2 separate regions of the Homo sapiens genome follow, and region 2 is linked to region 1. Evidence: chromatin contacts called from ENCODE Hi-C or POLR2A ChIA-PET data. All regions are on one chromosome and are shown on one strand. The core of a region is the stretch at or near the end of the contact, and the rest is flanking DNA. Distances in the headings are between cores, read along the strand shown. Region 1 has its middle 13 kb from the start of MIR1233-2. Region 2 holds the start of KATNBL1 (katanin regulatory subunit B1 like 1).

Region 1 (7,772 bases), core at 3,355-5,854:
TACTTATTTCCTTTTTTTTTTTCTTTAGAGACAGGGTCTCATTCTGTTGCCCAGGCTGGAGTGCAGTGGTGCAACCATGGCTCACTGTTACCTTGAACACCTAAACTCAAGACATCCTCCCACCTCAGCCTTATGAGTAGCTGGGACTAGGAGCCTGCACAACCACACCCAGCTAATTTTTCTAGTTTCTGTAGAGACAGGGTTTTGCTGTGTTGTCCAGGCTGGTCTTGAATTCCTGGCCTCAAGCAATCCTCCTGCCTCAGCCTCCCAAAGTGCTGAGATTACAGGCATGAGCCACCATGCCCGGCCTATATATACATTTCCTTTTCCAAGTTATATAAAGTATGCTGTATGCATCCTTCTGGAATTTGTTTTTTTCCCCTTAATAGTATATTGTTCAGATTCTTATTGTTGCTTATAGCTGGCTTTTATTCTTTTGACTGCTTGTGACATCACCAGAAGATAGAGATCCTGGAGATCTCTTAAGAACTGCTGTTGGGCCGGGCGCAGTGACTCACACCTGTAATCCCAGCACTTTGGGAGGCCGAGGCAGGTGGATCACAAGGTCAGGAGGTCGAGACCATCCTGGCTAACACAGTGAAACCCCGTCTCTACTAAAAAAATAAGAAAAAATTAGCCACGCATGGCGGCGGGCACCTGTAGTCCCAGCTACTCAGGAGGTTGAGGCAAGAGAATGGGGTGAACCCAGGTGGCAGAGCTTGCAATGAGCCAAGATCGTGCCACGGCACTCTAGCCTGGGCGGACCCTGTCTCAAAAAAAAAAAAAAAAGAACTGCTGCCTGCTGCTGGGAGCATACACTGGTATGACCACCTTGGAAAACAGTTTGGCTCCATCTCATAAGGTTGAATATTCACACTCCTCCCCGCCCAGCAACTCTACTCTACATCCAAGACAAATTCTTGACTATATAAAACAGGGGATGTGGACAAGGCATGCAGCTCTGTTCAAAATAGCAAAAACTTATTGCCCATCAACTGGAGAGTAGCTGACTAAATTGTGCTTTTTCTTCCCTTTGATTTTCTGTAGTCTTACGATGCAAGTGGCTTTCCCATGGCTAGCTTGGGGAGGGGGATACTGTTGGCAATCGAGTCTGGGGTGGCAGTCCTGCTTAGCCCTAGGGCAATCGGTGCTGCCCAAAACAAGAGTAAACAGAACAAGTTACCCAGTCGAGCCAATGCCTTGGGTCCCTGGAGGTACAGACTTGTACCTGTAGGAAATAGCCATCATACACATCAGTCTTTTCAAATGCTTTTGTCACCGGGCTGAGTCCAAAGGACATCCTCTCCCAAAACATTACAAAGTTTACTGGGGCTACCATTTATCGAGCATTTATCATGTGCCTGAGCATGTACTAGTGTACCGATTGCATGCATTATTTTATTTGTTTGTTTATTTATTTATTTACTTATTCATTTCTTTGAGATAGGGTCTCTTTCTGTTGCCTGGGCTGGAGTGCAGTGGTGCGATCACGGCTCACTGCATCCTCAAACTCCTGGGCTCAATTGGTCTCACCTCAGCCTCCCGAGTAGCTGGGACTACAGGCATAAGCCACCAAGTCCAGCTAATTTTTAAATAAACATCTTTAAATAAACATTTTAAATAAATGAGGTTTGGCTTTGTTGCCCAGGCTAGTCTTGAACTCCCGGCTTCAAGCCAGCCTCCTCCTTCCGCCTTATTGTTGCATTGAATCTTCACCATCACCCTATAAGAGTGCCTGGGGGTAGGTGCTCCACACAGTAACAACGTAGCAACCTCCACTCATAGGTGACAACGAGATTCAGTTTAGTCAAACAGCTTCTCAAAGGTCACACAGTTGGAGGGTGGCTGGGCCAAGATGAAGACCTAGGACTCTAAAGCTGGTGCGCCAGTAAATGAGAAAAATCTCTGGGGGTTCAGGATCGCTTCCTCCCAAGAAATCTTTCTCCAAAGGTTCTAAAAACAATGACAGATCCATCTTTCATAAAGCAAACAAAACTAGCAGCCCCTTCATTTTGGGGGTGGGGAGTGGGGGGAGGATAAAGGTTAGCTAAGCTCCAGGGCATCCCATTTTAATCCTACATATTTATAAGGCAACTGCCAGCACAGCACCCCAAACCTAAAGAACCCTGCACAGCTGTCTCTGTGGGGCATGGCGTGTCTATGGGTGTAAAGATTTTCCAATGTGTGCTTACAGGCCAGTGGCATCATCCTCAGTCACAGGTTAAAGGGCAGCTAGGGCTGGCCTGCTGGGCACCACCGTGAGAATCTGCGGAGCTTTCCAACTAGTTTACCTGTAGTTTGCAGCGACAGACGCCCTGAAAAGAAGGGGTGTGGGTGGGAAGAGTTGTGATTTGAGGTCCCCTGATCCGGGCACGATCTCTTTTCCCAGTCTCAGGAATCAGGGGACTCCATCTGTAAACACAGGCTCAAGCTATGTCCCCCAGCACCCTCTTTCAACCAGGCGCTACCCTCTGCTTCTCTTCCATAGACAGCCCAGAGCTGCCAGCATTCCCTTAGGATCTGTGCCCTCAGGCCTGGCTTAATTTTTTCCTCTCCAAAGAGCCATCTGTAGGGCCAGAGCCCGGCAAAGCCTAACTCATTACTGGATGTCAGTTCCTTTGCCTGACTTTCAGTGATTCCTACCTTAACCTGGGGTTTTATGTTTCTCGTCTCAACGCTAACATTTCTCATTCCTCCACGAGTTGAATTGCTCACTCCAGCCAACTGACGCATGCTTTTCTTGACAGTTAGCTTGAGGCACACGGTTGGTGCTTTAAAAAAAAAAGCATTATGTCAATTTCATTGATCAACAAAAGTGATGGCTCCACTGCAAAGCTGATAGTGCCTGGACCTCTGAGTTCAAGAGCCTTCTAGACAAAGGGCTCTGAGCTGAAACGTGAGCATGCACACATATGCCTCCCTCTCGGTCTGATGAGATAATTTGCATACTTGGTTGTTATCCTTGAGCATTTTCCTGCCTCATTAGTGCACGTGTAGCCAACACAATAATAATCATAGCTAATAACGGCTAAGGCTGAGGACTTTCCTTAGCCAGGTAGTCGCTTTAAAAACTTTAAAGTTTTCACTAGACTCTCATTGAATCATTTCTCTTTTTCAGATCAAGAAACTGAGACTTACTATCACATTCGGGATGAAGTTAAAACAAAAAAAGAAACTGGGGCTTAAAGCTGTCAAGTATTTCACAGCCAGCAAGTGGCTACGTTGGAACTTGAACCCAGGCAGTCTAGCCCTGGGATCCAGTGTTGACTACGCAAAACTAAAGTGTACATGTTTTCAACTACAGTTTAAGTGGGTGACATATTTTTCACTATATTTTATGTAGGTGACTTTCAGTTTGGGGGTATTCTACTTACACAATCTATTGAGCTGGATATTAACTGAGAACAAAAAGAAACTAATGAACTCCGAAAAACATAAAACATGAGCAACATGATGTCACCGCAAAAGACAAATCAGCACAGAGCCTTCTTGGGACTGTATTTTGCTGACCGTCCAGGAACGAGTTATCATCTGCCTGAACTCAGCAGTGCTCTGTTCCCTTGGGACACACACACACACACACACACACACACACACACACACACACAGAGAGAGAGAGAGAGAGAGAGAGAGAGAGAGAGAGAGAGAGAGAGAGAGAGTTAGTGGCTGTGCCGCCCTGAGCTTCCAGTCGGCGAGTGTGAGGAAGGAACCAGATGGGTCGGGCAGAAAGGTGCTGGGTCAAGGGAGGAGGGGGCAGCCGGGAGCGCGCGCACGCTCTGGACTCGTGCACCCGCCGAAACTGGTGCGCGCAGGGCCCGCCTGGTTGAGGGGTGAGGGGTGAGGGTGACGGGGGCAGGGTAGGGGCAGCCCTTTCCCAGGCGGTAGTGGGGGCAGTGGTTATGTTGCCCTTTGAAGCTGCGGCTTGACAGGAGCCGCGCCTCCTGTGGGTGGAGTCGGTTACAAAGGGAGCAGCCCCCCAGGCCGCCACACAGCTCCCGCCAAGGCCTCCGTGCCCTTGCCATTTTCCAGCCGCGCTCCCACAAGGGTCCAGGCGGCAGGCAGAGGCAGAGTCGCGAAAGCTCGGCTGGGCGGCCCCGCTGGGTAGTCGCGGCCGTGACAGCGGCTCCGGACAGGCTCCCCTTCCGCGCCCCTCCCGCCGTAGATGAGTGGAAGATGTCCGTGTCAGGGTTCAAGGCCAAAGGGAAGTTTCTGGGACTATCTTCCACAAGAACCAGGAGCCGCAGCCCCCGCTCACGCTCCACTGCAACATGACTGTGAGGCGCCCGGCGGCGGCCTCGCGGGGCAGGGCGAGGGCAGAGAGGGGGCGCCCGGAGTCCCAGGACAAAGGGGAGCCTTCCCCAGAGAGGCCCCAGTTCCCCGCCCCTTTCTCCCGCAACTGGCCCAGCCCCGGCCCGGGACTGCCGGAGGCTTGGGTGGGAGGAGAGGGGAGGGCGCGTCTCTCCGACTCCTCGCGTGGCGTAAGCTTGGGGGCTGTTGGCCCCTCTAGGCCCCCGTCGCCGCGCCCCGAGGTGGGAGCCCGCGACTGCCGGAGCCTTCTTGGGACCCATGGTCGCCCTCAGTCGGCCAGCCTGCTCCGGAGACCGCGACAGGGCGGTGCAGGGCGGCTCCGGCGTTTTTTGAGCCCAGGCGGGGAAGGGGAAAGACCTTTAAGATTTTCGGTATTTTGGCTGGGCGCAGTGGCTCACGCCTGTAATCCCTTTGGGAGGCAGAGGCGGGCGATCACCTGAGGTCAGGAGTTAGAGACCAGCCTGGCCAACATGGTGAAACTCCGTCTCTACTAAAATATACAAAACTTATCCAGGCGTGTTGGCAGGAGATTTAATCGCGGCTACTTGGGAGGCAGAGGCAGGAGAATCGTTTGAACCCGGGAGGCGGAGGTTGCAGTGAGCTGAGATCCAGCCGTTGCACTCAAACTTGGGGGATAAGAGGGAGACTTCTCTCAAAAAAAAAAAAATTCTTTTTTCTTTTGAGGGAGTCTCACTCTGTCACCCAGGCTGGAGTGCAGTGGCGCGATCTCGGCTCATTGCAGCCTATCTCTCTTGACAGTCCACTGGTTAAAGCGATTCTGCTGCCTCAGCCTCCCGAGTAGCTGTGATTACAGGCGCCCGCCACCACGCCTGGCTAACTTGTGTTTTTAGTAGAGACGGGGTTTCACCGTGTTGGCCAGGCTGGTCTCAAACTCCTGACCTCAAATGACCCACCTCTGCCTCCCAAAGTGCTGGGATTCCAGGTGTGAGCCACCGCGCCAGGACCCAAGGCCCTTAAGTTTTAACGCCTCATTCTTCAGTCAGGTTTTCCTTGCTCCCGCGTGTTCAGCCAATTGGTTTCAAGTTTGTGTTGAAGGAGAAACTAACAATGAAAACGGAGTCGTTGATGGAAGAAAAGTTGGAATGCAGCCTCTGGTGCTGTTTGAGTGATCCCTCTCCCCAGGGGCTGGCTGCGCACTGCTGTGTTCTGGAAAGGCGCATTGTATGGTAGATGCCGCAGGTAAGAGTCCTGTACAGGTGCTCTGCCCGCTTTTCCTTTCAGGCTTCTGTATCAGCTGTTTTTCCCTTGTAGAATGTGCCCCTGACCTGTGCCCCTGACCTCCACCCTTTAACCCTACCCAACTCGTCTTTACACGTCTGACCATCAAGGCTCTTCTGGGTCATATTGAGTTCATGCTGATATTTTCCCTTCCTCCCCTCTTCAGTCCTTACTATTTTTGTTTTGGTCACGTTATGCTATATTCTGTAAGCCTTTAAGAAATTCTTTTATGGTGGCAGGGGAGAATATTTTGTAATTATGCTTTGTGCTTTTTATCTTCCACTCAATAAGTGCTTGGTAAATATTTGTTTTATTGAGTATATGACCCTATTCTAGCTATATTGTGCTTGAACAAAAATCTTAACTGCCCTGTAAGTTAACTGCTAAGAATTTGTCAAAAGTGCAGAGATGACATCCAGAACTTGTCATGGATAGTGCAAAAAGGTCTCTAAGGGCTTGATGGAGGTGTGTAAATGGACTTCATGTGAAAGAGTGTAAGAAGCGAAAATGTGAAGCATGACTGGAGAGCCGGAGAGATAAAGCAAGGGTCTCTTTCTCCAGATCCTTTGTAACAGTGTCATGTGACCTCTTCTTGAAGATCGTTCTGAAAGATAATGCCACCCTGGAACCTAGGAAATCACCCAGTGGGTTTCTGCAGGTTAGGTGCTTCAAATCCTCATCAGCACCTTTGTTTTCTCTGCCTCTGTTTGCTCACAACGATGTTCTCAGTAGCTGTAATTGCTGTCTTTGAATACTTAAGCATTTTTTTTAGATCACAGGGGTATATGTGCATTTTTATTTTACGAAGTGTTAGAATTTTTACTCCGCTTTTGTGGGCTCTGCGTTAGCTACTTGGTTGTTTAGTTGTAAAATGATTAGCAGGGAAAACTGTGTGTGTGTCTGTGTGTGTGTGTATTTTAAGGTTCTCTTGTTGTCAGAGCACTTAGAATTTTATTTTATATGGTAATTCTGTCAGTTTACTTTATTCTCCAGCCCACATTTATTGAACAGCAAAGTATGAAAGTGATGTGTCCCATAACCAGCCTTCAGAGGAATTACAACTGCTGTATGTCTGAACTTAGAATTACAACTGCTGTATGTCTGAACTTAGAATTACAACTGCTGTATGTCTGAACTTTATTTTCTTTTCCTTTTTTTTTTTTTTTTTTTTTTTTTTGAGTTGGAGTCTCACTCTGTCACCCAGGCTGGAGTGCAGTGGTGTGATCTCGTCACACTGCAACCTCCGCCACTCCGGTTCAAGTGATTCTCCTGCCTCAGCCTCCTGAGTAGCTGGGATTATAGACACCTGCCACACCACCCGGCTAATTTTTGCAGTTTTAGTAGAAACAGGTTTCACCATCTTGGCTAGGCTGATCTCGAACTCCTGACCTCGTGATCCACCTGCCTCAGCCTCCTAAAATGCTGGGATTACAGGCATGAGCCACCATGCCTGGCTGAACGTTCAAGAAGAAGTTTGTGCATCAATTTTTTAAAAATTGTGATGTCAAAAGATAGCTGTGTCCTACACTTGGAAAGATACAAAAACTGCACATTCTGGCAGGTAGTTTTGCTTGCTGGTGCTTGAGATAGAGCCATACATTGATCTCAGTGGATTTATGGAGAAAAATAGATAGAGAAAGTTATTTCTAAATAAGACCAAAAAGTCCTTTTCTTAAGCAGTGACAGGTAAAGAGGTTGTCTTGGTTAACCTTGAAATGTGTTGCCCTTGATTAAGACAGTTTTATGGTGGGGATGGTAGTGGTGATAAACTTGTTTGAAATTTGTCCACTTATAGTAACCTTTGTGGTAGCTGTCACAGACAACTTCATCCTCACAGGCCTTAAAATTACTATAAAATTAATAGAATAGAGGAGAAACAAAGGACCTGAATAATTAGATGCTTAGATAATGGTAATGTGTTTTCATAACCGGTGAAGAAGAGCAGTGTTAGAAGCCTTTAAACATTCTATGTAAGGAACACTGCCTGAATTTATATTGCAATTTTTGAGCACCATTCATTGTTTAAAAACTGGTATATTGTAGGTCATATTTTAAAGACAAATAGAAAACTTTTTTCCAGATGGATATAAAGCTTAACCTTAACAAAATTACAAAATTTAAAGCATATGATTGAAAAATATTAATGCATAGGTTTAAATATTGGTCGTCATTTTAGATGTCTTTCAAAATAGATTGTCTCTTAAACTGAACAAACTTTGAACATG
Region 2 (7,772 bases), core at 1,421-3,920, 300 kb after region 1:
CAAGCACTTTTCCCTCCACTCAAATCAGAATAGACTGCAGTACTAGAACTTACTTTGCATTTCCACCTCTCTGTCAGGAACATCCTGTCTGTCCTCTCCAGTTCATCAGGCCCAGCTCCACCATCCCTCCCCTGCTTGCCATCAAGCAGTGTACACAGGACTGCATGGCAGCTCTTTTCTCATGTGGGTCACTCTACACTGTGTCCTTGAATGATTCTGCACCCCGTAGAGAGGGGGATGTGAGGCAGGAAGGCTAACTTAGCTGCGTGTTCTCTCAGAAGGAAGGAATGAAGGAATGGCCAGAGGAGTAGACACCCTTGGAGACTGCCCACCACGAAGGCTATCAGTAAACCACCTTTTTGTACACAAACACTGATGTAGGGATTTTTTTAATGTATGGGCTGTACCTTTTTTTAGTAAGAATTCAAATTTTATTGAGCCCCAAGGGGGAAAAATTCAACTTTATTGATAGGAAAAGTATCAATGAAGAAAGTTGCCTTGCATTTTCATCACTAAAATGACAGTATTTGTATATATTCCAAAAGTAGCAATGCAAAGGCAGTTTTCCTTATTTTTATGTGAAATTATGAGATGTGAGGGCCTGGGCTGCCCATCACTGATACAAACTTTATAACTTGGCTCTGGAGATTAACCTGCCTGAGATCCTGTGCCCTAACAAGCTCCAGAAATGAGAATATCAAGGTTCTTCTCTGGCCTCCAGCAACTGGAGGCCTTGTATTAGCTGAGATTCTTCTGTGTTAACACAGCAGATTCCCTGAGTTCCAGGACTCCATTACTTGTCTTAATTCTTTAGCCTCCCTTGAGGATAACGATCATATAGTACACTCTTTTTACCCTATTCTTCTGATGAGAGGCCAGCACAGTGCCTTTTGCATAGTGGGTCATCAAGAAATTCCTGTTCATGATGATGAAGAAATGACTTGAGAGAAAGTGACTTCACCCATGTGTGTTGAATTTTTATTTTCTTTAAAACAACACATCTACTTAGTGGAAGTCATATTCAGGAAATATTCTTTATTGTACATACATGGAACCTAGGGCTCCAGCTTCCTTTACTCACCTAGCTGGACTCTCTCAACAGTACCACCTGTTAACAGATGTGGCCCCACACATAGGCATGTATGTGCCTTGCTTATGCTTGGTACAATCGAGAAGCTCTCAAAGGTGTTGCTTATGCCAAATATCCTAAAACTATTTTCCCACTGCCCTAAGGTCTTGCCTCAATTTTCAACATGACTTTTTTTTTTTTTTTGATTAAGTAAGGACTCTGTTACTAGGGAGGAAAAATACATAAAGTTATAACAACCTGATGACATCTTAGTTCTGATCAGTTTATCTGACAGGCCTCCCATTGCTCGGAACTCCCACGGCATTTAGGAGATACCTTTTATCACTGCAGTGTATTGGAATGATCTCTTTTCCTGTTTTTCAAGCCACTGAGAGCTGCTTCAGGCGATTTCCAGCACCAGGCACAATTTGCCTGGCACATGGCGGGCCTTCAAAAAGATTGTTAAACCAAACTTAAGCAGCCTGCTCCCTAGGCAAGCCTTGAGTTCCGAAATGAGTGCCTGAAAAAGCAAGCCAAGGGATGTAGTCTTGTGGTGAGGAAGTATTTCCACCAAAGGCACTGCTTGGTTGGTTTCTGCAAGGGGCGAGAGAACCACCATAGACAAACTTGCTCCTGTCACAGCTTGGCTAACCTTGACCGGTGGCTTATCTATGAAGGTGAGCAGCCTGGTTCTAATGAAGAGAACTGCCCTCAGTAATTAAAAGTTCATCATCTACAGACCCAACCCTAACCTCATAATCTAATTTAGTGTTCCCCATCCCAACAAGACCGAACCAGCTTCCTGAGGACAGGTTCTGCATCATGTACATTTCTTGTGTTCTTAAGAGTCTAGCACAAAGTTTGGCACATAATAGGAACTAAAAAAATGATGACTAACAAACACGAAGGGCTTACCATATGCCGGGCACTCCTCTAAGCATTTTATATGTATTAATTCATTTAATCCTCACAACACTAAGAGACAGATACTATTGTTATTGTCCCCATTTTACAGAAGGGGAAAGCAAAGCACCTAGGAGTTTATGTGACTTGCTCAAGGTCACATAGTTCCACAATCCATGCTTTTAGAAACTATGCCTTAGAGCGTTTATTAGTATCATTTTTATTTTTATAGAGACGGGGGCGGAGGTGGGGGGTGGGGGGTAGTTGTCCCCATGTCGTCCAGGCTGGTCTTGAATTCCTGGGCTTAGGTGAACCTCCTGCCTCGGCCTCCCAAAGTGCTGGGATTACAGGTGTGAGCCACTGTGCCCAGACTCTTAGTGTATTTAAATAGGTGTGAATGAATAAATCTCTCCCGGAACCATAACTTTATAGGAAATTGTTTGCACCTCCTGGTACACCACTAAGGCACGGTCTCCCACACTAGGTTGTTCCTAGCGCACGGTCGGTCATTCGTTGACCTTTACCCACCCTCAGTTCCTATCGCAGTATCACTTCTCGCGCCATAGCAAGGCTACCGTGCGAAGCTCTAGCCACCAGGGGGCACTGTGGCCACAGGTCCTTTTCCCCTCCGGCCCTTAGCGACCCCCAGAGGGGCGGAGCCAACGTTGGGCGGAGCCCGCGAGCCGCCCACAGCGCCAGCTATCCCGGCGGGCCGCGCGCGCGGCCGCGTTTGAATGGCCCTGAGTGGGACTCGGCCCAGAAGCCGAGGGACTCTCTAGGCTGCCGGGCGCTGGTCGTCAGCGCCGAGGCTGGGCTGAGGCGCCGCGGTACCATGAGGCGCCGGTAAGTGACTGCCGAGCCGGTGCGAGCCCCGCGCCCGCAGCTGCCCTGCCCTGGCAGGGCTACTCCAGCCGGGCTTGGCCGCGCCCTGGGCCCACCTGCAGGCCCCGCGGCGGCCTCGGCTCGGCCGGGCTCGCGGCAGCGCTGCCGGGTCCCGGGGCGGGGCGGCAAGGCCGGGGCGGAGCCCCTCTGCCGGTCCCTGCGGGGAGAGTCGGGCAGCGGGCGCTGGGGGGCTCCAGGGGACTGGGCCGGGAGAGGCGTGGACCGAACCTGTTGTCACTTATTTATCTTCGGGTGGAGTCGACAGCTGCACCTGGGGAAGGGGAAGGACAGAACGAGTGTGGGGCGAGCATTTTTGAGGACAGGTTTTCCGCAGAGCGCCTAGGCCCGGCCCAGGCATTTCCTTATTTTCCGACGGGTCCTCGGATTCCTGACGGATGAGCTTTTGTTTCGCAGGACAAAAACTTGACATAACTGCATAAGAATTGTCGATTGCAACTTTAAAAACCTTACTGTATTTTCTGAAAAGTTGTTCTGTAAAGTATCTAGGCTTTTACTACGCTCTTATATTGCTTAAATATGGAGATAACAAAGAGTTGGTTTGTTTTCTTGTGGCTTATAAAGTTCCTTGAAAACAGAGATACCTATGTCAGTTTCTTTGCTGATTTAAAAAAAATTGTAAGAGAAATTAGGTGTGTAATAATCATCAGTTCAGCACTTGCGAGAATTATGAGAAACTAGTCCACCTAATAGCTTAAATCTGCTGGGTTTTTTGGAGTTTCTTTGGATAGCCAGCTTCAGACTTGAATTGAAACGTCATCCATTGAGGCTTTTACTTGGCTAATAACTAATATTAGCCAATAATAATATTAGCCAGTGTGATCATAATGATGGGCAATATTTATTTTGTGCTTTCTATGCGCTGGGCGTATTAAGAGCTTTACTTTGGGATATATACTGTTGTCCCCATTTTGACAGTGAAGAAACTAAGGCACAGGAAATTTTAGTATTGTAACTTTTGTACCGTACAGGGTTACACAGCTAATATAATTAACACCCGAGCAGGCTGGCTCCACGCTTTTAACTCTGTTGCTCTACTACCTCCTTTATCTGTGGCTCTTTTTAGTTTACAAAGCCCTTTCATTTCATTTACTTAAACTTCGGAGACCTGAGTGTGCTTTTGTGTACACATACATTCATTCACACACCATTCATTCAAGTTTTCTGCTCTTGATGATTATACTTAAGGTTTGTGCCTGAGCAAAAAATCCATTGACTATTTTAAGATAAATGGAGTTCATAAGCTTTATGTGTGTTATAATTTATGTTTTCAATTCCTTTATATCCTTTCCTGAAAGTTTTGAAAGTGTTAGTCTTAGCAACTTATGTATTACTTTAAAATAAAAAATTACATGTTAAATGTTTTCATCCCTAAAACTTATTGAGTGGTTATTCTGTACTTGAAATGGTTATACTTAAACTAATACCTCCTTGACAAGGAATAAATTTCAAAAGCAAAATCACTTAGTAAGAAATCAGCAGTTTATACTTATCTATAGCAGAGCTTTTAAATGTCATTCATCAGTTACAAAGCTTTCGATTGCCTGTATGCCCAACAGGGTGGTAGACCCAATTGGCTATACAAAAGAAATGTGCCGCAAGAATGACACTATGGACTTTGGGGACTTGGTAGAAAGAGAGTGGGAGGGGGATGAAGGATAGAAGACTACACATTGGATACAGTGTTCACTGCTCAGGTAATGGGTGCACCAGAATCTCGGAAATCACCCCTGAAGAACTGATTCATGTAACCAAACACCACTTGTTCCCCAAAAACCTATTGAAATAAAAAATAATAAAAATAAAATAAAAAATGTGCCAGGACAACCAACCTTAGGGAGATTAATCTAGTTTGGGTTATGAGATTAACAACAAAAAATATATATGACACTCTTCGTTAGTACAGTGGATGAATGCAGAACTGAACTGGGTAAAGCTTCTGCGAAAAACTAACAATTGCAGGATTTATGTAGGGCACTGAACAGAAGGGTGGATGGTGGGGCTAGGCAGGGTTGGTAATCCCAACACTTTGGGAGGCCAAGACAGGAGGATCTCTGGAAGCCAGGAGTTCGAGAGCAGCCTAGGCAACATAGCGAGACCATATCTCTACAAAAAATTTAAAATATTTTGCCAGGCATGGTGGCATGTGTCTGTAGTCCCAGCTACTTGGGAGGCTGGGGTGGGAAGATCGCTTAAGCCCAAGAGGTCAAGGCTACAGTGAGCCGAGATTGTGCCACTGCACTTCAGTGCAGCCACAGAACTGGTGTGGCTCACACCTGTAATCCCAGCACTTTGGGAGGCCAACGGTAGGAGGAAAGCTTGAGCCCAGAAGTTTGAGACCAGCCTGGGCAACATACCAAGACTCCATCTCTACAAAACATTTTAAAATTAGGGCCAGTGGGTCATGCCTGTAATCCTAGCACTTTGGGAGGCTGAGGCAGGTGGATCACAAGGTCAGGAGATCGAGACCATCCTGGCTAACACGATGAAACCCTGTCTCTACTTAAAATACAAAAAATTAGCTGGGCGTGGTGTCACACGCCTGTAGTTCCAGCTACTTGGGAGGCTGAGGCAGGAGAATCGGTTGAACCCAGGAGGCAGAGGTTGCAGTGAGCCGAGATCGCACCACTGCCTTCCAGCCTGGGCGACAGAGTGAGACTCCATCTCAAAAATAAAATAAAATAAAATTAGGCAGGTGTAGTGGCATGCGCCTGTAGTCACAGCTGCTTGGGAGGCTGAGGTGAGAGGATTCCTTGAGTCCAGAAGTTGGAGGCTGCAGTGAGCCATGATCATATCACTGCACTCCAGCCTGGGTGACAAAGCAAGACCCTGTCTCAGGGAAAAAAAAAAAAAAAAGTATTGTCTAGTAACAACAAGATGCATCATAACATTACACTAGTCAGTATTATGTTGATGTTTTATCAATCATTATATTTGTTGATCCATGTTAGTTAATTTGGTGCTTTCTGGAAAATGTATTTAGGAATATAATGTTTTTTAATTAAACACCTTAAACCTAATACAAATGGTACTTTTACTGGGAGCATACACTTTTTAAATTGGAAGGGTGTAATTTGACTTTTCTTTTCTTTTTTTTTTTTTGAGACGGAGTCTTGCTCTTGTCTCCCAGGCTGGAGTACAGTGGCAAGATCTTGACTCACCACAACCTCCACCTCCCGGGTTCAAGCTATTCTCCTGCCTCAGCCTCCTGAGTAGCTGGGATTACAAGCACCCACCACCACGCCCGGGTAATTTTTGTATTTTTAGTTGAGACGGGGTTTCGCCATGTCGGCCAGGCTGGTCTTGAACTCCTGACCCAGGTGATCCGCCCACCTCGGCCTCCCAAAGTGCTGGGATTACAGGCGTGAGCCACCATGCCCGGCGTAATTTGACTTTTCTTTGCCAGGTTCAAATGCTGTGTTTACTATTTCTTGCTCATCTAAGTATTTTTTCACTACCAGCTTAATACCCCTTAACTTTGGAGACTTCTGCGTTATATTTACCATTCTTGTTCTTGGAGCATAATGAGGGTAGAAATGAGAGAAAAGGTATTTTGAAAGGACTCCCTTTTTTGCTTCCTGTAACTACCTCTCTCTCCTTCAGTTTTATATACTGTCTGAAATTCTTTTTGCCTTGAGCAAGTCACCCAGAAACCTACCACCTATGTATGAGTCATGAGATGCTCATTCTAGCATCTCCTCTGCCCACTAGCATACTCTTAAGATGCACAGCTTGGTGTTACAGTGGGAAAGGCACTATTACTGTAAGTCGCAACGCTAAGCCTGTTAGTAACTAAGGGTTTTTGGGCAAGTGATTTAATCTCATCTGAAATTATCTCCAAGGTCGAGAATCTATAAAATAGTTACTTATTGAGGGGTGTTCTTTGGTGAGGAGGGAGACCTGTGGGGAAGAGGCCTCTGGATAGTCTTTTACATCTTAGTGTGATTAATCATAGATTATTTCTCCTAAAGGCATTTTTAAAAGCTACTTATATGATAGGATTGAGGAAGAAATCTTAGGATGGAATTTAAAGGCCAGTAGAATATAAGCTTCAGTACAGCAGGGATTTTTGTTTGGTCCACTGATGTTTCCCTAGTGCGTAGAATAGTAATTAGTCTGTAACATGTACTTAATATTTGTTGAACGAGTGAAGAAATGAAGGAATGGGTTGCTGGGGAAAGATAAAATTTGTTGGAGTACTGCGCAGATGCTCTGAGTATCTTGAAGGAATTCAAAATGCAAACCAACCAGAGTACAACCCATCATTCCTACAATGTAAAAATACCTCCCAGCAGTAGCAAAGTGTCTATTGTTCACTTAATCGCCTTTCAGAACTATTAAGCGATTACTGCCCTGGCTGCCCCTCTTACTCACAGAGTAAGATTTTGACCATCACCACATACTTAAGTGCCAGCTTGACATTTCAGTATGCATTTTACTCTTACTTTCAAAAACCTATGTCCTAGCCATTCCCTGTGCTACACTTAATATAATCAATAACAGGACATTTACTGTTGTAGCAAAAATGAATTATATATATTGATTAAAATTTGGCCTTTCATCCATGGAGGATTCATGGCATAGCATTTAAAAACTGGCACTCTTCAGGCACAGTGGCTCATGCCTGTAATCCCAGCACTTTGGGAGGCCTACGTGGGCGGTTCACAAGGTCGAGAGATCGAGACCATCCTGGTCAACACAGTGAAACCCCGTCTTTACTAAAATACAAAAAATTAGTTGGGTGTGGTGGTGCACACCTGTAGCCCCAGCTACTCAGGAGGCTGAGGCAGGGGAGTCACTTGAACCCGGGAGGCGGAGGTTGCAGTGAGCCGATATTGCACCACTGCACTCCGGCCTGGCAACAGAGCGAGACTCCATCTTAAAGGAAAAAAAAAAAAAA

What was found. A loop is a pair of places that touch in the nucleus more often than their neighbours do. ChIA-PET counts read pairs that join two places held with the same protein, here RNA polymerase II (POLR2A). Pooled maps may share reads with other maps.
Region 2: a loop to region 1 is called in a pooled map, with 3 times the contacts of the local background. The contact joins the promoter of KATNBL1 here to the enhancer-like site in region 1. A Hi-C loop is called at or near these places in 6 of 50 pooled maps. POLR2A ChIA-PET finds 5 or more read pairs at or near these places in 2 of 52 experiments (HEK293T and Panc1).

The regions. Positions count from the first base shown.
Region 1 is chr15:34,511,168-34,518,939 of GRCh38, reverse strand. No RefSeq gene overlaps it. Among named protein-coding and RNA genes, the nearest start is that of MIR1233-2, 13 kb to the left of the region's middle. RefSeq lists silencers at 3,689-3,918, 4,349-4,588. Within about 2 kb of position 4,604, at least 15 of the 41 ENCODE cell types and tissues checked have a DNase peak (open chromatin) inside an H3K27ac peak, as active enhancers do.
Region 2 is chr15:34,204,994-34,212,765 of GRCh38, reverse strand. It overlaps KATNBL1 (katanin regulatory subunit B1 like 1), which reads left to right and starts at 2,670. Exons shown (of 10, transcript NM_024713.3): 1 at 2,670-2,815. RefSeq lists a silencer at 2,726-3,125.